Regions from separate parts of the Mus musculus genome. Here all the other regions are linked to region 3. Evidence: chromatin loops called from intact Hi-C (ENCODE). Cell type or tissue: left cerebral cortex. All regions are shown on one strand. Each heading gives the region's core, and the rest is flanking DNA. Links, peaks and the distances in the headings are about the cores only.

Evidence for each region. Peaks named below come from ENCODE experiments on the same cell type or tissue, not always from the same donor. Only the 100,000 strongest peaks of a DNase experiment are listed, where the experiment ranks them.
Region 1: a loop joins it to region 3, with 5 times the contacts of the local background. A loop is called at or near these places in 38 of 42 quality-filtered maps.
Region 2: it touches region 3 in a loop (3-fold over the local background); 8 of 42 quality-filtered maps call a loop at or near these places.

Annotation. Positions count from the first base shown.
Region 1 is chr14:78,666,828-78,674,858 of GRCm38, forward strand. All of the region lies in intron 2 of Dgkh (diacylglycerol kinase, eta), which reads right to left. Among named protein-coding and RNA genes, the nearest start is that of Gm30716, 20 kb to the left of the region's middle. In left cerebral cortex, for the core only: CTCF peaks have their summits at 1,634 (motif pointing right) and 3,343; DNase peaks (open chromatin) are centred at 1,658 and 3,426.
Region 2 is chr14:78,728,328-78,736,358 of GRCm38, forward strand. Dgkh (diacylglycerol kinase, eta) reads right to left here and starts at 4,402. Exons shown (of 30, transcript NM_001081336.2): 1 at 4,031-4,402. The coding sequence starts at 4,090. In left cerebral cortex, for the core only: CTCF peaks have their summits at 3,143 and 4,624; DNase peaks (open chromatin) are centred at 1,636, 2,096, 3,135, 3,642 and 6 more places; H3K4me3 peaks cover 2,979 bases; H3K27ac peaks cover 2,389 bases.
Region 3 is chr14:79,102,073-79,110,103 of GRCm38, forward strand. Vwa8 (von Willebrand factor A domain containing 8) reads left to right here. Exons shown (of 45, transcript NM_027906.1): 36 at 164-245; 37 at 1,420-1,624. Gm30970 (a long non-coding RNA gene) reads right to left here. Exons shown (of 2, transcript XR_383637.4): 2 at 2,525-5,165. Among named protein-coding and RNA genes, the nearest start is that of Gm30970, 29 kb to the right of the region's middle. In left cerebral cortex, for the core only: CTCF peaks have their summits at 5,017 (motif pointing left) and 5,219; a DNase peak (open chromatin) is centred at 4,994; H3K27ac peaks cover 170 bases.

The sequences.
Region 1 (8,031 bases), core at 1,096-6,095, 440 kb before region 3:
ATCAAATAGCAACAAAGCTGAAGAGGAAGGACCGCAGTGTGAACCGTGAGGGGTAACTGTGTCCCAGCTCATAGGAGAGAAAGCATTCAAAGAAGTTTCTGGAAACAATACTTAATGAAACTAGAGTGGGGGAGGATAAGGTACATCATCATTTACAGTATCACAAGCATCTCCCTGCTTTTTAAGCCCTACATTTTGGTGCAGTGTGCTCAAACCGTTTTGTGTATCAGAACAATCTGAGGCGCTTTCCCAACGGTAAATGGCCAGACACTCTGACCCACATAAGGGCCAGCTCAGGTTTCCTGCCCAGGATATCAGCTAGGATTCCTACAGCTCTGTGTAACCGAGTTCAAAAGCCAGAGGCAGACAACATGAATTTACAGAATAAAATTCATGTTCAAAATAGTCTTGCTTTATGCATATAAAAACATTTTTTATTCTCTCTCTCTTCGTGTGTGTGTGTGTGTATGCTTTCTTTTTTTTCCATTTTTATTAGGTATTTAGCTCATTTACATTTCCAATGCTATACCAAAAGTCCCCCATACCCACCCACCCCCACTCCCCTACCCGCCCACTCCCCCTTTTTGGCCCTGGCGTTCCCCTGTACTGGGGCATATAAAGTTTGCGTGTCCAATGGGCCTCTCTTTCCAGTGATGGCCGACTAGGCCATCTTTTGATACATATGCAGCTAGAGTCAAGAGCTCCGGGGTACTGGTTAGTTCATAATGTTGTTCCACCTATAGGGTTGCAGATCCCTTTAGCTCCTTGGGTACTTTCTCTAGCTCCTCCATTGGGAGCCTAAAAACATTTTTAATTCATTTGAAATAACTGCTTACTTTTACACACACATCAATGTACACCGTCTCATTCTGGTTCTTTGGAATGTCTGTGATGTCAGGGAGCTGTAGCCTGGCCACTTATAACAGTGGGTCCCTCCAAATGCGGCTCACACAGGTGACGCAGGGAGGCAAAGCAAGTGGGGCCCTGCAGCTGCTCCACAGGGCTTCCTGGCTATGGGAATTCCTATGACTGCATCTCTATTTAAGGAAAAAGTTCAACTTGCAAAACACAAGCATAGTATACCTTAGGCTGAACCAACACTGGGCTGAGGAGTGGGGTACACCTACCCAATACTGAAACACGAGGAAGCTCAAGAAAGCAGGATGAAGAGAGCCTCCCAGCATCTAGGGGACTCCACCCACCTCTACGTAGATCCAAAGAACCCCCATCATTTTGTATGCAACACTGGAAACTGTTAAGATATCTGTGCTTAAATGCAAATTAATATGTTCTAAAGCAAAACGATAGTGACTGTATAATATAGTCTAATTACCCTTTATACAAAATGCCCAGTAATTTCTAATATATTATTTTACTTACACTGGTTTATAATTTTCTTTTCTTAAGAAAAGGCATAAAGGTAAAATCAGATGGAAAGTAATTATATTCTGTGAATACTTATTTAACCCCTAAGATGTTCATTCTGCTCTTAGTATGTATCTTCTCCATAGAGGTTCATGAGCATAAATTTCTAATTAGAGAGATAAAACTGCATTGAGAAGGTACAAAGTGTCCATATCTCTTATAAACATCCTCTTTCCTACTTTACAACGAGCTGCAAGAGATCACCACTAGGTGGCAGTGGTGTTACACTAATGCTCAGTCCTGCCTTGGGAAGATGGTGACCTTTTTTCTGTTATGTAAATCCTTGTCTGCGCTTTATGGATAGCGTGAGGGAACTGTCATAAAGGTGATAAAACCTCGGCTGGGTGTGGTGACGCACACCTTTAATCCCAGCACTTGGGAAGCAGAGGCAGGCAGATCTCTGAGTTCGAGGCCAGCCTGGTCTACATAGCAAGTTCCAGGTTTGTCAGTACTACACACGGGCCTGTTTTTAAAAAGAAAAACTCTCCTTCTAATTCTGAATTAAATTCTTCTTTATCAAACGCCCCTACTTATTTCTAAGAATAATCCTTTTTCCCACACATGACATTTTGATGTAACCGCTTTCCCATGTGGCCACCATGATAAAGCTGTTTTGATGGGGGCATGTTGATGGGGCCTAAAATTAACTACTGAACACTGTCAACTTTTTAACTAGTAACTCATGTGCTAAACAGATGACTCCGCACCTTTCCTGGCCCTCAGTAAACCTGGCACTCACCATGCTCCCAGGTCTAGTTCAGGGCTACGGAGGGGTTTGGGGTCACTGGGGTGGCCAAGAACAGGACAGAAAAGAATGAAGTGCAACGGAGACGATGGACAGACCACACACAGCACCGGGAGTCACATGCTACCATTCATATGGATGTCAGGAAGAGCCAGTCCTCTTTGTGTGTGTGTGTGTGTGTGTGTGTGTGTGTGTGTGTGTGTGTGTGTGTGTGTGTGTGATTTCTGGAATTTTAGTCATGTATTTCAATATTCTCAAGGTTTCTAGTTCTTCCCCAAGAGAATATCTAGGTCCTGATGACACAGGGATACTCATTTAGACATCTGCCAGCTCTCTGAATTCAGAGTCACATGGACTAATTTACACACAAATACACACACGGTGCCAGAAAATTCACTCAGAGATGATTTGCACGGGCAATATTTATACCCAAAAAAGATAAGCCAGTTTGTTTTGTTTTTAAGTAATGTAATTTCAAACACACACACACACACACACACACACACACACACACACACACACACACGGCACACATCCCACAATAGAAACGCATTTGATTGTCCTCTGTATTTAAGATGGGACAGAGGAAGAATCAGAGATGGAAGTCTGAGCAAATTACTGGATTAAGCTGCAGTAAACCCACCCAGGCCCCCACCACAGAGTGTAGATTGTTGACAGCAACATGTTCCCTTACCTGGATCCATCCCTGGTGGACTGGTACGTTTTATGTCAGCTTGTCATGAGAGTCTCCCAAGAGGAAAATCTCAATTGAGGAAAAGCTTCCATAAGATCTGGCTATAAGCAAGCCTGTAGGGCATTTTCTTAATTAGTGATTGATGGGAAAGGTCCAGCCTACTGTGGGTAGTGGCCTCCCTGGACTGTGGTCCTGGGTTCTATAAGAAAGCAGGCTGAGCAAGCCATGGGGAGAAAGTCAGTAAGCGGCCCCCCTCCATGGCCTCTGTGTCAGCTCCTGCCTCCAGGTTCCTGCCTTGAATTAGTTCCTGTCCTGACTTTTTCTTCAGCGATGGACTAAGACATGGTTCTCAACCCATGAGCTGAGTCTCCTTTGGATGCTTGAATGACCCTCTCACAGGGGTCACCTAAGACCGTCGGAAAACATATCTACAATTCATAACAGCAATGAGAATCATGTTATGGCTGGGGCTCACCACATGGGGAGCTGTATTACAGGGTTGCAGCATTAGGAAGGTTGGGAGCCATTGGACCACGATGTTAAAGCATCAAGCGAATAAACACTTTCCTCCTTAGCTGGCCTGTGGTCACGCCGTTTCTTTACAGCAATAGAAATCCTAACGCGGACAGCCGTCTTCTGCCACTCCCACTTGGGGACCTTTGCCTACTACTCCATCACTGTCCAGAGGAAACTTAGCCCCTGTGCTACTTCTCTACAGTGGCCTCATCTCCAGCTTTACAGCCACGCAGTCATTTTGTTAACGGACAGAGGTGCAGAATTCTGACCCCAGCTGGCTGTGGAGACCTTGAGCGAATCGATGACTCTGAACCTGGACCTTCTCTTCTTACGGATAATATCAACAACCACCACCACTAGCACATGGAGGTGCTGCTGAGTCCTAAGTGTGTTTCCTTGGTCTCTGCATCCTGAGCACACACTGCTGTCCTGACAGCGCAGAACCCTTTCTTGGGTCTTCGACAATCATTCCCTCTCCATCCACTTTCCTTCCTCTTCGTAAGTATTATCCAAAATAAAGTAAAAACCTTGACACTGCCCCATGTTGCAAGCCAATGCTCCCTTCTATCCCAGCAAGCCTAGGAAAGGCAGATGCTCCGCTGTCCTGTCTGTCACCTGTCACCTCACAGCACAAGTGTGCTGTGACTGCTCGCTGTCCTCTCCACTTTAAGGGAATACTCTTCATTGGCCATTTCCAATTATAGCCTGTGTGCAAATCTAAGTGAACTCCCTCCACGACAGCTCCAATCATCTCCTCTAAATATCTATGCATGCACAACTCCCAAAATAAGTTCCTGGCTTTACTCATAATTTTCACTGTCTGCACACCACCACCTGGCACTGCTGGCCCACCTTAGACTCAACAAGCACTTTTTATCCCATGTACTGTAGGTCTCAGGCTAGCAGAAAGCGCAGGCTTCAGAAGGTCTCAACTCTAATTCCAAGCTTCCTGTAACTAGGCAGGTACCTTCTGTGGACAATCCTCCTGCAGCCATTTTGCTCTTCTGCCCGGGGACCTCGCTTGTCAGCAACACCATCATCTCCCTAAGCACACAAGTCCTGGAACTTGCAAACAACCTTTCATCTTCCTTGCCCTCTGTGCCTTAAAATGCCATCAAAATGTCGCCTGCCAAAAGATGCCGCAATGTGTGTAGCTTCATTGTTTCTGGTCTAGTGAGGAAACTCCCCTGTGACCAGAAGCCAGGGAAGGGTCTCCTGAGGACACCAGAGCGCAAGCTCGCCACACACCACCGACACTAACCCTCAAACAGGCCACGCTCCCTCTCCGGTTGGACCCACATGTCTGGAATGAGTCTACTCTTAATTTTTTATTGAAATTTCATTTGGAATTGATACATAAAAAAGTATACCTTTTATAAGGTGTTTCAATACATGTACACATGTGTAAAGTTTAAGTCGGACTAAGCCACCTAGCACCACAAACACCTTCACAGTGAGAACGTATGCTCTCCCTCCAGCTCGGCAAGCTAGGAAGCACGCAGTCCTTCTCCGTGTCACCTGACTACGCAATGGCGTGCCAGGATTTCTGACTCTCCTCTAACTGTTTAACCACTTGATCAACCCTCCTCCCACCCCGTGTCCCCTCTGAGACACCCCAGGCTCTGGTAGCCATTGTTCTTCTGAGATCGACCCTTAGATCCGCACACCGCGCAGTCCTGCAGCATTTGCTCTCCGTGCCCAGCTGATTTTGCATAAATAAGACACCGATCCATCTGTGGGCTACAAACGGCAGGGCTGTTTGTGGCTGACTGTATTCCACTGTATCCTTCCTTGTACCACTCGACTTGTAATAAACTGGGGGGCGGGGGGGCGCAATTGGGGGAGGGAGCTCAAACACAATTTTACTAAAGGTTGGCAATAACCAAGGATCGGCAAGAAAGCATGTGGTCATCATGACAACCAAAATACCTAGTCCTCCGTGCCTATAAGCCCAAAGAGGGATGCTAATGGCTTTTTGTCTCAGGCTGTCCAGGAGAGGTAGACCAGATGTTCCCCTAGAAGCAAGAAGTGTCAGAAGCACAGGGCCACCACATTCAAGGTCTACATGCAAATCCTAGAAAAAAAAAAAAAAACTTCTCTTGCTCCCCCACTCCCCACTGTGCTGGTATAAACAGGAATGGCCCCCAGAGACTCATCTATTCGAATGCATGGTCCAGAGGGAGTGTCATTATTAAGAGCCTTGTTGAAGGTGATGTGGCCTTGTTAGAGGAAATGTGGCAATGTGGGGGCGGGTTTTGAGGTCTCCTGTGCTCAAGCTATGCCCAGTATGGCACACAGTCCCTTCTGCTGCAGATCAAGATATAGGATTCTTAGCTCCCTCTCCAGCACCATGTCTGCATGCATGCTGCCATGCTTCTCTCAGTGATGATCATGAACTAAACCTCTGAAACTGTAAGCCAGCCCCCAATTAAATGTTTTCTTCATAAGACTTGCTGTGGTCATGGTGTCTCTTCAGAGCAATAGAAACCCTAGCTAAGATACTATCTATAGCCTGTCCTCATAGCCTGTCCTTAAGTGAACAGGTCTCACTTAAACATTACCACCACACAAAAGCCACCACTGTTCTCAAAGGACCCATGAACGTAAATACAAAAAAATCCACACACTTCTTTACCAAGATACGCCTTGCTTTCTGATCAACACGTCTGACTTACTTTCTGAGACCCAGCACTGTTGCTTCCCTCCAGGTCAGCTTCCAGTCCCACTCAGGGCACTACTGCTGCTAGCCATACAAAGCATACCATCTTTCTATGGTGCCATCTCTCCTTAACTACCTTCCACGGACCAGGGTGCCCTTCCCCACGGCTCCTCCCTCCTTGTTGCCTCACTTAAAACCGTGGTTTCCGTGCCTACTCCTCTAAATGTCACCCAGGCAGAGCTCACCCATCTTCAGTTTCAAGCTCTGTGGCTCCATTCATGGCAAACACTAGACTCTTACAGGTCACTAGCACACTAAGGACTTAAATTCTCATTTATGTCCCCCTCTTTCTCTTCCCCCACCCTCCCTCCCTCCTGTGCAAAGTCAGGAAATCCCTCTGTACATTCCCCTTGGAAGGCAGAGTAAATAAAGATTACTTCAATTGGATGCCCTAGGAGTTAGGCACATCCAGGAGACCTGGCCGCAGTTCCTAGCACGCACATCAGTGGCTTACAACTACCTGTATCTCCAGTTCCAGAAGATCTGATGACCTGGCACACACATGATACATACACTGGCAGGCAAGCATTCATGCATACATATGAATTCAAAGTAAGTAATTTAAAAACAACCACAACAATTTAAAAAAATCAGAAGTCCTCTAGTCTATTAAAAACATTTTAGCGCCGGGAGTAGTGGCGCACACCTTTAATCCCAGCACTCGGGAGGCAGAGGCAGGCGGATTTCTGAGTTCAAGGCCATCCTGGTCTACAGAGTGAGTTCCAGAACAGCCAGGGCTACACAGAGAAACCCTGTCTCAAAAAACAAAAACAAAAACAAAACATTTTAGCTTTCAAGAGAGGGAAAAATTTAGACTTAAAACTTGAGACTTACTTCGCCTCACCCCCACCTGCCACCCACTCCACACACAGGAGGCCTCTTCTCTTGGCCCTTCTGCTAAGAATCCTGCTCCCTGCACTTCATTAGCCAATTAAATTAGGGCCTTTTGTAGTTTTGGTAGTCGCCTGCTATTAACTCCTAGGGTTCCAGTGGGTTCTCCTAACCGTCACTGAGAATGCTGCATAGCGCCCAACCTCTGCCTCTGATGGGCTCAGCTCCATCATACTGGGAAGGTTTCACTGGCCTTGGCATAAAAGACTCGCCAGCAGGCCCTCTCCTGGCCCGTGGAAATCAGACTGGTGTGATTAAGAAAGCCCAGCTGTGTCCCCTGCAGACTTCTTTCTGGCATGCATGCATGCATGCAGGCAGGCAGGCAGGCAGGCAGGAGTCACTACAGCAAGCATTTACAGGATCCAGTGTCTCTGAAGCCTCCAGAGACTATGGATCAAGTCAAGAGAGCCAATGACTCTTATTAACTTTCCATGTAACTTGAGGTAAGCCAGGCTCATTCCTTCCCAGCTGGACCTCAAGACACATCTTGGGCATCTTCAAGATGTGGAGCTGGGCCCTTACCTAGCATTAGGTGCCATCCCAGATACCGGATGGGAGAGCGGGAAATGGTATCATGTTAGGGGCTGCAAAGCTCTTCTAGGCCATGTGGGTGTTGCTATCACATACTGTTTGTTCTGTCTGCGGCATTTGGGGACCTCAGACCGAACTTCGGCAGAACGAAACCCATTTCAATAGCATCCCATTACAGTCCTTTTCTCAGCATCCGGCGTGTCTCCCTCTCCTACAGATTCCTCTTCCAAAGTCTAGAATAGGTTGCATTTTTCCACTGCCACATTTTTAACCTTGCCTTTAAGAATGGTCTTTTCCTTCCCTGCCCTCCGCCACCCCCACTGCTCTTCATTCTTTCCCGCTCCTCTTCTTTCACTTGGCTGTGATCTTTCCTCTTCCACCTTTTTCCTGTCACTGTTAGGCTCTGACTCACAGTCCATACCACTGCTCTTCAGGCACCAAGCCAATCTTTCTGAAGCTCTCGTCCAGAAAGCTGTGTCAAGCCCCACCCACCAGGTCTCTCTGTAGAAT
Region 2 (8,031 bases), core at 1,096-6,095, 370 kb before region 3:
TCACTCAAAGTGTCTAATCCCATGTTCTACGGTTCTACCTTCAATTGTGATAGAACTTAAGAGTTATGTGTCATATCTTGAAAACCATGAGTGGGTACTTGAGAAGCCATGGTCCAGGGCTCATGTTCCTGATCAGTCCAGAACCAAAGGACTACAGATGGAACCAGCACAGACTGGAAGGCTGCCCTGGCAGCAATATGGAACTGATTCTGCAATCACTATGTATTCCATAGTCAGAAATTAACATTCAAAAAGTTTGCCCTGTGTCAATTTTCTTAGTTGTTACTTAGATAACAAATTATTCCATGAGCAACAGTGCTGTTGATTACAGGAACTTACTGTGGTCCTAGCCCACAAGGCCAAAGCCTCTCACCATCCAGGCAGAAAGTGGAACTGTACAACCTTTCGCTTGTATTGTGGGCTTTTTGCTTTGAAACACTTCCCTTTCTAAGTGTCCATTAATTCTGGACTGATAACTGGTATACTGCCAACAGCTAATGCCAACAGGTATAGAACCATTTGAAAATAAAAACCAAGTTTAGGGAATGAAGTATAGTCAAGCCTCTCTCCACTTAAGGTATTTTGTAAATACTCCCACATTTTTAAACTGAGCTAGAATTGTAACTACCTATCTGCTACCCACTCCCACCCAAGATTAAGGACTGCTTTGCTAAATATCTTCCTACCCGCTCATTCCCAACAGCAAAACGCTTTGATTCTCCTTACTTATTTACTTTAGTGGTGCTAGGGCAAGCCTTGCACTGGCATGTGCTCTGTCCCAAATCTACATCCCAGCCCTCATTCTTTTCTTCTCTTGTCTCTGGATACAGAGTCTCAATATATAGTTTATGCTGGCTCCACAATCTGGGCCCTCCTTCCTCACCTAATTGTGTGAATACAGGTGTGCAGCACCACACCCAATTCCCCAAATACTTTTTGGGCTAAAATTTAGATTATGCCTATATTCACTAACATTGGACTACATTCCAAAGCTAGCACCAAAGAAAACCAAGAAACTTACTATGCTAGCAAGTATCTTCTTTAGGCTCAAGATTTAGCCCGAATAATGTTAAATAAAGCTAATGTGTATCCAAATTTAGCTAATTAACTTAATTTCACCCCCTCACAGACAGAATGTCAGGAAGTCCCAAAAAATCCCTTTTCTCCACATGAATCTCCAAGGAATCTTTTGTTTTTGTCTCTGAATAGGAGAAATCGGGCCATCATGGTTTAGGCTCCATCAGGAGAGAGAGAGAAACAGAGAGAGACAGAGAGAGACAGAGAGACAGAGAGAAAGAGAAACACCAAATTCTTGCATGCATGTTGCCACATGCCATAACAACACAGTAATCCCATTTAGTCAAGTTTGTATGGTAAAATATTAAATTACCTATATTTAAATTTTAAGAAAGTTAAAAACAAAACAAACAAACAAAAAAACCTCAGAACTGGGATCCCAGTGAAAACAGGTTTGCTTTCTTTGCTGTTGTTTCATTTTGTTTTAAGAGAGGAAGGATTTATTTTGGCTCAGAGGATAAATGTATCTTGATGGGAAAGGCATGGAGCTGGGGCTCTAGCTGTGGTTGCCAGAGCATGTATCAGCTGCTTGTTCTGTGCCACCTACTAGGAAGCAATGGGGGGAGGGGACACACACAGGTCCTGAAAATGAGAGTCTCTGAGCACACAGAGTCTGGGCTTCAAGAAAGCTGTGATTCTACTGTTTAGATCTTCTCTTCTCTCTCTCTCTCTCTCTCTCTCTCTCTCTCTCTCTCTCTCTCTCTCTCTCTGTGTGTGTGTGTGTGTGTGTGTGTGTGTGAGACAGACAGACAGACAGACACTGTGGCTCCTTAAAGTTATATAGACTAGCAATTAATGTTCTAAGTATAGCATGCCGCATGATGGTCATATAGGTTCATTTTGAAGGAAACCAGAACTCACTCCATTCAGATTCTTGAGCTCACTGAATCAAAGTTAAAGACCCTGATTTTTGAGAACTTAATGATGCCTTGTATTCTGCTGAAGCAACAGCAGGGCATGAAGTTTCAGGCCTGCCTGGCCTACCGAGAAAATCCCACAGCAGCCTGTCCTACAGTGTGACGCTCTGTCCCAAACAGAAACAACAGGGATTCGGATGGACCCAGTGTTCCTTCAAAACATATTTAGATTAAAACGTCAACCCCGTTGCTCTCCAAGCCAGAAATATTTAACATTTAAAGCTGTTTCCTCTAATGCATTCTTGCTTTCTCTTGAGTACACTCCTCTTTTAGTCGTTCAGGTAACTCAACTTTCTTAAGTAGTTATATAAAGCGTTTGAAAAATCCTTAAATATTGTAGTCATTACACAAAGTTCTGAATAAAATCACTCATGAGAACTTTTTATGACACACACTTGAATAGATGTCAACCTTCAGCTATAAAGTAAGGTTCTTGGGGACAAAGCTTGTCTGAGAGTTAACAGCTTGCCCAACAATCTCAGAACACGATAGGTGTTGGATAAGAATATCTGCTGAACTAATAAAATGCCTTAGCCACTTACATACGCCAAGTTTTGAAGAGTTCAACATTTAGCCACTGCTCCTGCTCCATCTCGCTTCTCTGTGAAGGTTTTAGCTTTAAACGTTCATGTGGCGAGACTAGCACTGAAGATTTTCTAGGAGAATAAGAAAGCACTCTGTTTCTTAGCACTTTGGAGAAGAAAGCCGGAGGTTCTCTAATTTTCTAACTGCGGTGAAGTCCTAGCATTCAGCACCCAAAAAGCACTACACATGACTTGGAGCTTCCCGCTGTAAGTGGTGGAAGCTGATAGGATTTTATTTAGTAAAGTTCAAAACAGGTCGCTGGATTTCATTCCCAATGATCTTAAATGTCAAGACTGAATGAATTGTATTTTTAACCAAGAATAGCTTACTCCCTAATGATGATCGCAATAGAACACGAACAGATGGGCTACCTAACGTGCAAACTCACAAAAGCAAAAGCAGTTGCAGATGGATCAAAGTCGAAGGACACTCCTGAAAGGTCAGGAAGCAGGAGGCAGCGAATCGTACCCTGGCAAACCGGCTGGAAGTCTATGGGTAAGAAAAGGAGAAGCAAGCCTGGCACCTGACCTACAAGCTCTCAACAGGCAGAGGGCCCGCCTGAGCAGACTCAGGAAGTCCCTGGGAAAACATCATCAGAACAGCACCGCAGCAAGGATGAAGCCAGAAATTTTGGACCAGGCTTTTGAGACGGTTCACAACGTCAATCAAAAAGGACTAAGAAATACGTAGATAGGGTATGCAGAGCCAAAATTCATTGCCCACTCAAGATTACAAGGGTCTACGCAGGACGGGGATTCCTGGGAGGAATCCCTGAAGGGATGGATGGATAACAGACGGCTCAGTTTGAGGTGCAAGAAATAAGTTAAAGGAGTTTAGGGAATAAATCCAAAGACCTCGACTCTTCTCACACGCAACACTCTGAGCCCCTAAAGTGACTCAATCTACGCGTGGCGTGTGCTGTGAGATCCAGGCGAAAGCGAAGTTAGCCGGTGGCTGGATCCCGGTCCAGGTCCCCTGACCCTCGGAACTGTTCAGGGCAGCCGCGGCCACTCGAGTCGGAGGCGTGGCTCTGGGCTTCTGGCAGCCACCAGCCTCCACAGGCGGCGGTCCTTGGGAACCTGCGTGCCCAGGTGACTGCCAGGGCGCGGTCAAGAGGTGAGCCCCGTCTCCTCCCGGCGCCACCCGCTGACCGCGCAACCCCGTCGCCTCCACTCCCCGGGCCGCCGCGCCACACTCGGGAATGAAGTGCAAAGTTGGGAAAAGGATGAAGCGCGGAAACGGTCCTCTAAGGACCGTCGCCAGAGGCCGACCGGACAAAGGCGCTTCGGGCGGCGAGCAAGGAGGAGCCCGGGCGCCGGAGGAAGCGCTGCCCCGGCTGGGAAGCAGCTGGGGACCTCATCCCGGACCGCTTCCTGAACGGAACATGGGCCGGGAGGGGGAGGCAGGGAGCAAGGACAAGCGGGAGGGGTGGGCGCGGGCGCGGTACCCACCGGTTCCTCCCAGGCCGGGCTCTGGGCTCCAAGCACGGGGCGCACGTGCTGAGGCTCCATCGCGCCGGCCCGCGCCCGCTGGCCGCCGGGGCGCACGGACACCGGCCCCCGCTGCCGCTGCCGCTGCCGCCGCCGCTGCCGCCGCCGCTGCCTGCGCCTCCCTCGCTGGGATCGCTGTCGCTGCCGCCGCCGCTGCCTGCGCCTCCCTCGCTGGGATCGCTGTCGCTGCCGCCCTGGCTCCTGCCCGGGGCCAGCCACGGGCCCTCCCGCGTTCTCTGGCTTCCGCCGCGCTCGCCCGCCCCCGCGCCGGTCCCTTCCTCCGCCACCGCCTCCGCAGCCGCCTGAGTCCCGCTCCACGGCGCGGCGGCGAGCGCTCGGCTCCTCAAGCCGCCGCCGCCTCCCACGGCCGCAGAATCCGCCCCTCTCTCTCTCCTGTCTCCGCCTCCGACTCCCTCCCCTTTTCTCCCGCCGTCCGCCCCTCCCCCAGCGGCCCCTCCCGGCGGGCGGCCCGGGACGCACGTGACCCCCCTGCCAGGCCATATAAGGCGCGGAACCGAAAGCAGCCACCGGGTGGTCACGGGCACCGGGCAGTGGTGCGGCTAAAAGAGGCAACCGCGCCGCGGGGCCCGGATCGCCAGAAGAATCGGGGGATGTCGGGGATGAGTAGCTTGCGCCGGACGAGCGGAACCTGGCACCCTTTCCCCTTGGCATCCCTCGCCACGGGTGCCTGTAGCCCCCGACGGCCGCCTCGGGAGCTAAACCTGGAGCCAATTGCCCAGGACAGTACCTGGCTTCAACAGAGCGAGGCTGCGCTTCGCACCCCTGAGCCACTCCCAAGCACCTATTCCGGCAGCTGAGATGTCTGGCTGGGCTGTCTGGGGAGCCCTGCTTTTGTTCATTTTCTATGGCTGAAAGATTTCGTGGAAAGAAAACCAGCTAAGGAGCCGGTCTGTGGTCCGCTGTGAGCGCTCTGCTCAAATTAGGGACAGGGGCAGTTCCGAGAGAGAGCTCAAATGTCAACTGTCTCTCCTGCTGCTCTCCGGGAAAAAGAAAATGAAAATTGCAACAAGCAATTTTTTAAATCATCTTTCCTGAAATCATCTTTACTGGCAGTGAAGATGGTTTCCATCTAGTTGCAAACCGAGCAGTGACTGCATTTGCATGGGTCATTTCCTCTCTCGTGGACTTCAGACTCCTGCCAGCACCATCTTCTGGCCCTTAGTCTGGTAGACAGATGAATTCACACGTTTTGAAACCGAAAAATCAAAACACTACTTGATCCAGCATGCTCCCACGTCATACTAATTTCCGAGGCTAATATTCCGCTGAAGCTACACTCATAAAGGTCACCTAAGGATTGTGGAGAGAGCTAAGCCACTGGATGGTTTCCAGCCCTCACTTTCTATAACTTGACTGACTAAATTTGCATTCCTGAATCTCTCCTTTAAATGGGCCCTTGGACTGTTGGGTCTTCTTTGTTAGTGACTATGCTTTGTTCAGTGGCCTCCAACCTGCTGCCTAAATAGCCTGTCCTTCATTTACTTTGAATGAGGTTTAAGTGGGGTGAGTGAGCAGTCTGACCATGCTGCGTTTACCTCAGCCCTGGGATCACAGCTGAACACTGGGGCTCACTCAAAACCAGCCCTTCATTCCATCTAGGTGAGCATTCTACCTGCCGACTGAGCTATCCCAGACCGGAAGCGAACTTCTCTTTTTCAAGCATATTGTTACTTTTTTTTTTTTTGACTTTTCTTTTTCACTTAGGTGTCTGTGTCTGTGTGTGGGTTTGCGCATATGAGTGCGAATTCTCATGGAGGCCAGAAGCATCCAGTAAGTATCCCTGGAGCTGGAGTTAGGAGGCACCCAGTGTGGGTGCTCCAAACCAAACGCCCTGTCCTCGGCAAGGCAAGGACAGTGTGTGCTCTTAATCACTGAGCCATCTCTCCAGCCCAGAAGCCAGCCAACTTCCTAACCAGGAATGTCTACCTTTATCCCCCTGGCCTTATTTTCAGCCTGTGTAAAACAATGTGCTTTCCTGACAGCTGACTTTTCTCTCTAGTCTTACGTAAATGTCACCACAATTCACTTAGTCATGCAAAGGAGAAAAAAAAAAGCCTGGGTTCCTCCCTTCTCTCGTTGCTTTCCCCTTCCCTTCACTTTCTCTCCCTCACCGCTCTGGCCTGCATTATGTTCCTTACTAATTTTGAAGTTTTTACTCTATTTTTACTTATTTGTGTGTGGGCCCCGTGTGCAAGTGTGGAGAGGTCAGAAGATAACTTGCAGGAATTGTTTCTCAACTTCTGCCATATGAGAGCTGGGTATTGAACTCAGCCTCAGGTGCCTGACCAACCTAGCCCCACCCCCACACCCGGCTCCCCTCATTGGTTGTGTGTCCTCTAAGCTGCTTATATGTCATCCCTCTTACAGTGACCCAAGTCACAAGTTGAAGTCCTAGTATCTTCACGAGGCGTCTACTTCACCAGTCCCTTGGAACAAGGAGTTCCTTTCAGGTGGTTACCCTCAGGCCACTTGTTTTTATGCTGTACCCTGTTCTGGAATGTTCTTCCTCTTACTCAGCCTTGTACAACACCTGTTCATCTTTCACGATTCACCCTAAGGGCTACCTTCCTCATAAAAGTATTCCCGACTTTGCTGCATGGTTAAAAACAAAACAAAAACAAAAACGTCTGCTCTCTCTACACTAAATGACTACACGCCATCCTGTCATAATGCCTGAGAAGACTTTTTTGAAGTCAGCTTTCACATATCGTCTTCCTGGTAGCAAATATTATAACTGACGTCTTCCATCTTCCTGGCTCCGGTATAGTTCTCAGCACACTCCATGTTTCTCAAGTCTGTTGAAAGAATGACTTGTAATACGGTATCAGGTATGTTTCCCCTGCATTGTCCCACTTGGTTCTCACAGTGGTCAGTGCCTTTCATGGAAAACCAGAGCAGAGGCTGGTGATGTAACACAGGAGTAAAGGCACTCACTGACAAGCCTGCCTTTCAGACTCCCAAACCCATCTGGCAGAATGAGCAACCCTACTCCCAAAAGTTGTGTGTTCTCTCTCTCTCTCTCTCTCTCTCTCTCTCTCTCTCTCTCTCTCTCTCTCTCTCCCTCCCTCTCTCTCCCCATCTCTCTCTCAAACACACACATACGTTATTTTTTATAGAAAAAAGAGAGAGAGAAAGAAAGAAGGAAAGAAAGAGAGGGGGGAGGGAGGAAGGAAGAAAGAAAAAAAAAGAACGAAAGAAAGAAAGGAAGGAAGGAAGGAAGGAAGGAAGGAAGGAAGGAAGGAAGGAAGGAAGGAAGGAAAGACATTAAAACTGGAAAAGAAGAATACAGCTTGCCCAGGGACCTGTGTAACTCCCAGAGCCGGGGTTATAATCCAGATTGCTTCATTAATGTGACTACAAATACAGCTGTTTCGATGGTCTAAATGTTGGTATCTCCCCAGTTCCCATTGAAGTCCTTACTTCCATGAGCACCTAATGAAGGGGTCTGGTTATGATAGCAGATTCTATATAAATGGAACTGGTGTCTTGTAGGTGGAAGGGCTGGAGAGATGGCTCAGTGACTAAGAACACTCAATGATCTTCCTGAGGACCCACGTTCAGTGCCCAGTACCCACCTTGGGCAGCTCACAGCTACTTGTAACGCCAGTTCTAAAAGATCCAATGCCCTCTTCTGGCCTCAGGTACCTGCATGAACATGGGGCACAGATAGACAGGCAGGCACACACACACACACATAAAACAATTCAAAACATAAAGCAAGAAACAGAATACCATCTCCATTGTCTTATCACAGTAAATTCTGTCTTGTATAATAAAATAGAGTTCTCTTTGCTCCTGATTGTCCATTATAACTAGTTCTGTTTTTCAACTCTTCCAAGTCATTGTGTTTTAAGGATGTCTTAAAAATACACAGTTTGATCTCACTACTATCAGACCATCCTAAGAGCACTACTTTTAGCGTGACTGTTTTCATTCATTAT
Region 3 (8,031 bases), core at 2,029-7,028:
ACACATGTAGCTAGACAGACAGACAGACAAAACCTTTAAAAGCATGTATGTGTTGTGTTTGTGTTATGTGTGTGTTGTGTTTGGTTTTCCCAGAGTCCCACCCTTGGGTCCACCTTGGCCTCTGCACCTTTAACACTTGGCTTGTATTGCGACTTATTTGCAGATGTTACTCCCCCCCAGACAGCTGGCTACATAGAGGTTACTGATCTCCAAGCAAAGAAACTCCGTTACATCCCTGTCCCCAGGTAATCTCTCCTCTGTCCTTACTGTCATTGTCCTATGAAAGCAAGAATGCTCTCCCAGTTCACCTGTTCACCACCAGGTTCACCCCCACAGCCCCCATGCTGCCGCTGAACAATCCCCAGAGACTTAGGGCGGAGCTTGTCACCACTCAGTGCTGCTGTCATTGCCCTGCCTTAGCAGCAGGGCCTTTAAAGCAGGGAGATGTGTGATCTAGGCAGAGCCGCTCCTGTCCGACTCAGGAACAAGGCAGATGTGCTCTCTGCCCGCAGCCCTGCAGGCTGTGCCTAGGCTACTACTTTCTGACAGCTTCTTTGCTCCTGACCTTTAGTCAGACATTAAAGCTGTGAAAAATGAAGCCATTAACCAGAGAGGTAAATCTACTTTCTCTAATACATGTGACTTCTTCGAATACCTTACTTAATATGTTGGCTTGGTGGGAGATGGTTTTTAATCATTTAAGGAAAGGTCTTATTCCATCCTGGCTGTATATTTGTTTAAATACACAATTAGTTCAAGAATCAAAGCAAAGCCTGGCATCGTGTCTCACGCCTTTAATCCTAGCACTCAGGAGGCAAAGGCAGGCGGATTTCTGAGTTTGAGGCCAGCCTGGTCTACAAAGTGAGTTCCAGGACAGGCTACACAGAGAAACCCTGTCTCGAAAATGCCCCCCCCCAAAAAAAAGAATCAAAGAAAATAACATCTCATAATATCTTAGGGTTTTTATTGCTGTGATAAACACCATGGCCAAACAACTCTTAGGACTCTCAGACCCATGCTATTACTGAGGGGAGTCAGGGCAGGAACCCGGAAGCAGGAGCTGAAGCAGAATTCATGAAGGAGTGCTGCTTACTGACGTGTATATAACCTGGAACCACCTGCCCTGTGGTGGCATCACCTACGGAGAGCCAGCCCCACACACATACACCCCTATCAATCACAAGTCAACAAAATGCCCTACAGAGTTGCCTATAGGCAATCTGGTGCAAGTGTTTTTCTCAATTAAGGTTTGTCTTTGCAAACACATCTACATTTGTGTCATTTTGTCAAAACCTGACCTAACGACTGTCAGCATTTCTGAAGTAGTGTCACTTCCCCATGGTCCCCATAAGCTGTTTGCATCTGTATACACTGCATTCTGTATGAGCGACTTGTTCTTCCTTTGGGCTCCTTTTTCAGCGCAGAGTCTCTCTCGCCATACACCGCATGGATATCTGCTATTTCAGACACAGATGCTCTGCTGGCTGAGTGGGACAAGAGCAGCGTCGTGACTGTTGATATGGGAGGGCGTGTCAGGCTCTGGGAAACTGGACTTGAACGTCTGCAGCAGTCGCTCATGGAATGGAGAAACATGATTGGACAAGACAGTGACAAACATGTGCAGGTATCTCTCAAAACTTTCCTCTCACAAATGAATTTGCTTTCAAATGCTGCCATTAAGGGAACTTCTGGCTTAGCCACTCCAACAGCTGCTTGAATGGCTAAAATTTATTTTTAGACTCTTAATAGGAAAAACAATCTATCCGTCTTGAGAGTGACAAAGTAAGCCCGTGTCTTAGTCTTCTGCCAATGTTAAGTGTTACTAACGTTAAAACGTACAGATATAAGCAACGTGTAGTTTTTAGACGTAAGCATCTCCGGATTCCTGCATCCTCTCTTCCTGATATCAGCATGGTTGTCGACAGCCATTCCTGCTGCCTAGGAAGGAAACCTGGGGCTGCCGTGTACAGCAGGCTCCTTTAAGGTCTGGGGCTGGAGACTGGATAAGGTAGGACAGCAACGCAGGCCTCTGGTAGAGTTTGTACCAGCACGTGTCTGCAGGTGGTGCATGCTTGGCAGGTGCCATGAGTAGGTGCAGCTCTGACTGAGAGAGCAGCACAGCCCTTGGAAGGTGAGGAAGCTGCAATGAAGCTCGTTAATCTTGATGCTGATGAGAACGAGCTGGCGGAACCAGGAGGGCTGCAGGCTTACTTAGTCTGAAGCGGAAGTTAGTGGGATATGTCTGCAATTGGTTTTAATCTTCACAAAGAAATCTTTTCTTGTTAAATATCACTGTTATGTAGCAAACAGAAAGGTAGTCTCCAAAACTAGTTAGTTGGATAACTAATTAATTAGTGAACAGAAAGAAGGGTGAGTGGGTTGCTGCCTTGTCACTCTGCAAACCTCCATTAGCAAGGGAAGGCATTACCCTGTATCATTCCTTCAGTAATAGACTAATAATTACTATTTCATATGATTTTCCTTAAAAGAGGTGTAAGTGTCTTTGTGAGTGGATGGATGATACAGTGTTGTCTTAGAATTTTGTTTTTTCTTTTTTTTTTTTTTTTAGCTTACAGGAATGTTTTTAAAATCTCAAACCAAAATAGGCTACTGACTTCCAATTCTTTTGAAGACACATAAACATATTAGTTTAATTAAGTTAAGACAAAAGCATTGCCTAAAACAATGTTGGTAAGTCAGTAGCTCTATTGCAGCAGCAAGATGGCCCCTGTGCATCCACCGTGCTCAGGGATTTTTATGGAACCTGTTACTTGTGGTTCTCTTCAGAACTATTCCAAACGGTAGCATTCCCTCTATTTGAACCAGTTTTCCTTCACTTCTGTTTTCACTGATGCCTAGCAGTAAATACTATTGTGTTTGAACTTCAAATATGTTCTTTAAATTTCTCATATAATGTGGAGCTCAAAGGTCATGCTTTACCTGTGGTCGGGATGTGAATGGGTGTGGTGGAGCACACTTGTTATTTGAAGGATGCATGCCTGTAACCCCAGCACTTGTTATGTGAAGGAAGACAATCATAAAGTCAAGACCTGCCTGAACTACATAGTGAGTTCTGGATAATCCAGGCTCCATAGCAGGACCCTGTCTCGTCTCTAAAGTATAAAAGGGAAAGAAAACGGGGCTGGGCGTGGCAGTGCACATCTTTAATCCAGCACCTGGGAGGCAAAGGTAGGCAGAACTCTGCATTCAAGGCCAGCTTGGTCTACAGGGCAAGTTCCAAGACAGCCAGGGTTACACAGAGAAAAAAACAAAAACAAAGGAGAGGAAGGGAGGGAGGGAGAGAAGGACGGAGGGAGGGGAAAAGGAGAGAGAGGAGAGGGAAGGAAAAGAAAATATCGGTGACCTAAATTAAGCCTCTTATTTCTTTTTCTGAAAGAATCTTTACTTACAATTTTAATAATGGTTCTTGGCTGTTTAAAACATAGCCCATCTCTCTGTGCTTTAATCTGCAGCTCTTTCAGTCCCAGGGCTTTTCTGGACATATTAAGAACCTTTGCTGTCCCGGCTCCCTACTTTACTAATGGGTACACACAATTGATGTCTTCTTTTCTGCTCTGTCTTGTCTAAGCTGAATGACACTGGTAACTGAAGCTAGATAGTTAAGCTATCTAACTTAAGACCATCGCCTATGGCTACATCCGAGACCCCAGTGGTGGCCCTGTCTCTCTGGACTTTGTGAAGAATGGAGAGTATGCCTTGGAGAGAATGGGGGTCACCTATGCTGCCCAGGTTCACCTGAAGTCTCCCTTTGACCCTGACAACAAGCGGGTGAAGGGAATCTATTGATAGGATGCAGGTGGAGGCTAAAACTGCTCAGGCCACTGGCAACGGCCACGCTCCCCACACTGCCTGCAGACTCCTGCACTGCACACACAGCCTTGTGTCCTGAGACCCAGGACAAAGCACAGACTTCCCCACCCTTAGCCTTGACAAGGAAGGGAACTGAGACAGGGAGCAGGAAGATTTGGTGGCAGGCTGCACACACTCTTTACCGGGTTGTTCCAGGTAGTTTGGGGCCACAAACTTGAGCGTCTCATCCATGAGGATCACAGGCAAGGAGATTTTCAGCACCATCAGCCACTGGGTCAGATTCAGCGGTGTGATCTGGAAAATGAGTGGCAAAGGTACCACGTAGAGGATCAAGAAGTGAAGTGACATGGACAAGCAGATGGAGCCCACGAGCCAGATATTCTCCCAGGGGGGCATCCTCAGCAAAGACTGGTTTTCAGACAAGCTGTTGAGGGCATTACACATCTCTATGGTTACTAGAACAGAAAGTGCCATTGTCATTGGATATGGGGACTCAAAGCAAACGAGCAAAATTATCTCAAGGACAACCAAAATATTATTATATGAACTTCCTCTAATCAAGTGTTTCTCAGAAATGTATAGCTTCATGTCCTCAGCTCAAAGTTCAGCAAGCAGACATAAGACACACTTAGTAATAAAGCAATACAAATTGGAACTAAGTGGTGTTTTGATGGGGAAACTCCCATGCCAGCATGCTGCTTTTACTCCATTGTCCCTCGATCTGTGGGATGGACAGGAAGTGTGCGCACTTGGACCATCAGGTAGAAAAACAACTTGAGAGTGTGCATCCTCAGGCTAAGTGGCCACAGTGAATTCTCAAAGTAGTCTACCACTGTTTGTGGCTTTTGGTCAAATTCCTTGGTAAATAATGAGGCAGAATACTAGTTGCTCTATTTAGGCCCACTCTGTTGTGATTCACAAGTAGACTGTACAGCCAAGTCTAAGAGTCGTTGCCAGTAATAAGAAGTAAGGCTTGTCCTCTACAGTTCCCTTCCTCGTCAACCTGCAAGCTGCGTCATCAGTGGACTCTTCACTCAGAAGGGTTCTGCTCCTGGTTTTGGAGCCTGGGAAATCTGTCTTACAGAAGTAGCGGGGAAAGATACCTAGTTCCTATTGCCCTACTTCTGGGTGCCAGCAGCTTTCCTCCGACTCTGGTGAAGTGCCCGCATCGCCATCTAGTGGCGATCAGGTATACTACACATTATTGAAATGAATGCTCACCTTTGTACGCCAGCACTTGGGAAGTCAGCCTTCTGCTTGGGAGATTTCCACAGTCCCTTGTGTGGCTTCTGTTGGGTAGTGGAAGCTCCTTTATTTAGGTCAGCAGTGATGGCCTGGAAAACAATCTTTCAAGCCATCTGCTTCATCTTTCCGTGATTCTTCTGAGTATAGCAGACTGACTGTCCTCAGACACACAGACAATTAGCTGCGCTGTCCTTGCTGTCTTTGCTGCCTCCTGCTGTCAAGCAGCATTAGCTTAGAAGACAGACTTGTTTGAGTTTTCGTTAGTGAATTCCCCGCTATATTTTCAAATGATAACACAGGGAGAGCTTACTGAACTCTTTGTATAACTTATGTTCATTAATTTGACACTCTGACGAAGAATATGCATTTTTCCTATAGTTAGAACAACTATAACAATAAATTCAAGTATCACTACAACTGGAGTCCCTAGACTCGAGAGTTATTACTTTTAGTCTATATTTTTAAAACCATGGGCTATTATAAGCCAAAACTCACCTAGTTATATTCTCAATGTTGCTTCATTTTTTTATTGTATTACATTTTTATTCTTCTAAACAATTCTATTAAATATACTCCATTTTCCTCAAAAAATCAAATCTGCAAAGCTGTCAATGACTGTTCTCATGAGAAAAGGTTGACCGATAGTAGCTTCAGATGTCACTTTCTAATAGCAGCAGGAAGTTCAGAAAGCAGACCCCATATGGCACTGCTGGAGTCTGAAGAGTGCTCACTTAACCGTGAACTTTAAAATGGATGGACTGTCCTGAGTCATCACTGCACGGGACTAGAACACACATGCGCAGCAGTCAGGACTGTGCTCAGTACACACGGGAGGCACACACTCGGTGTTGAGACAGCAAGAGATGCCCAGAAAAAAGCACAGAAGAAAGACACTCTGGGACTATGAATACATGTAGTTTATTGTATATAGATAGGTGCGTTTCTGTTGCTGTGATAAAATACCCCGACCAGGGCAACTTACGAAAGAAAGTGTTCAACTGGGCTCATGGTTCTGGAGGGTTAGGGTCCCCGAGAGCAGGAACAGCTGACCACTCACATCTAAGCCACAGCAGGAGCTGTGACACTGGGGGTGGCTGGAAGCTCTTTAAACCTCAAAGCCCAGCCCCAGTGGCACACTTCCTCCAACGACATCACACCTCCCAATCCTTCCCAAACAGTTCCACCACTTGTGCATGTGCCTGTGTGGAACACTCTCACCCAAACGCCAATGGCTACCTAATGGTTGGCAGATTTGTTTGTTTGTTTTTAGTGAGGAAAAGCTAATGCAAGTCTATCTTCTTTTTTATCTTATGTTTACTGCTTAAAACAATTTTTCAATTTAAATTTATTTTGATCATGTTTTCCCCTCCCCAAGTCCTTCTAGATCTTTTCCCCCCTTGAGTTTTTTCTCAAGACAAACAAAAGCCAGTGCAGCAACAAAATCCTCCAGTCCAGGAAAACAAAATAAAACACTACCCAAACAGAAAAGACTCACCAAACTGTAAACCAAGTAAAAAGTACATGTCTACACACACACACACACACACACACACACACACACACACACACACAGAGTGGATTCTATTATATGTTGGTCAACTACTCCTCATCATGAGGCCTGAGGACCTGGAGTGAATGATATACCCAATGTCTCAGAAAAAAAAAAAACCAAAAACAAAAACAAAAAACGGATTTTCCCGCCAGCAGGTGTAAGTGACAGTTCTGTTGTCAATGGTTGGCCATTTCTAGCCATTAGCTCAGTAGTTTTGCAGTTTTAAGAGTTCAGTTGGACAAGAAAGCCTATTTTCAGATATAATTGCTACTCTTCTATTTAAACTTAACTTTTTCCCAATATCCAAGCAGCTATCTTAAGATCTTTTAGTGATATACAGTGCTCTGTTCAGTTTTCAAAGAAAGCATGGTCCACTTATTCTTTGTTCTTTGCTTTGGCCAATAACTCTGGAGACAGGCTGCTTCCGTGTGTCACTGTTACAGAATGCTTCAAGCCTTGTGTGATTGTTGTTGTGAAATGTAAATCGGCAATAGCAGGAGCTGGGAGTTCTGGGCAGCCAGTGCTGAAGTGCTGAGGCATCCCCTGAACAATCTTGCCACTCAAAAGGCTTAGTATAAAAGAAAGTTTATTGTCAGGGAAAGAGTGGGGATCAGGGACCTGGAAATGGGTAGAGGCAGAGAAGGGACAGAGAAGGACAGAAATTGAGAAACAAGGGGAGGAGAGAGAGAGAGAGAGAGAGAGAGAGAAAGAGAGAGAGAGAGAGAGAGAAAGAGAGAGGCAGAGAGAGGCAGAGAGAGGCAGAGAGAGGCAGAGAGAGGCAGAGAGAGGCAGAGGGGCTGGGCTAGCAGGCAGTCCTGTTTATGGGCACCTGGTTCACACCTGGCAGGCAGTGACACAAGCTGTTGCTAGATCACTGTTGGGAGGAGCCCAGCAGAATTGTCTGCAAGCCAACACTTACACACGTGCTGTCTGTGGGAATCTCCTTTTCCCAGAAAAGCAATGCCTTTCACAGTCTTTTGCAATTTCCTGCTGTATCTCTATTCATGTATAAGTACACCTGGCTTTTACTGTTTGCTTACATGGTGACCCTTGGGCTATGCCTATAATCACTTTTCTATTGTTTATTCCTGCTAGAGAAATCCATAGGAGTAACTTTTGGTTCTGTAAGATTCTCAGGAGTACCTACTGAGAATGTAAGCTCTCCTGGCAGGTGTTCCTAGGATCTGCTGATAAGATGGCTGTCCTGGCCACTGCGGACAGGGGGTGCTAATGATGTATGCCAAGTTCTGTGGTGTAAACCTTTCCTCCCTACTGTTCCAGCTACCAGAGGTTAATGGTCTATTTACAAAATTCCGGGATATTGTGTATGCAGTGATCTCTCACAGGCAGGTAGGGTTTGGTTCCTATGTGCCATCAGCTGAACTATCTTTATGCCCAATCCT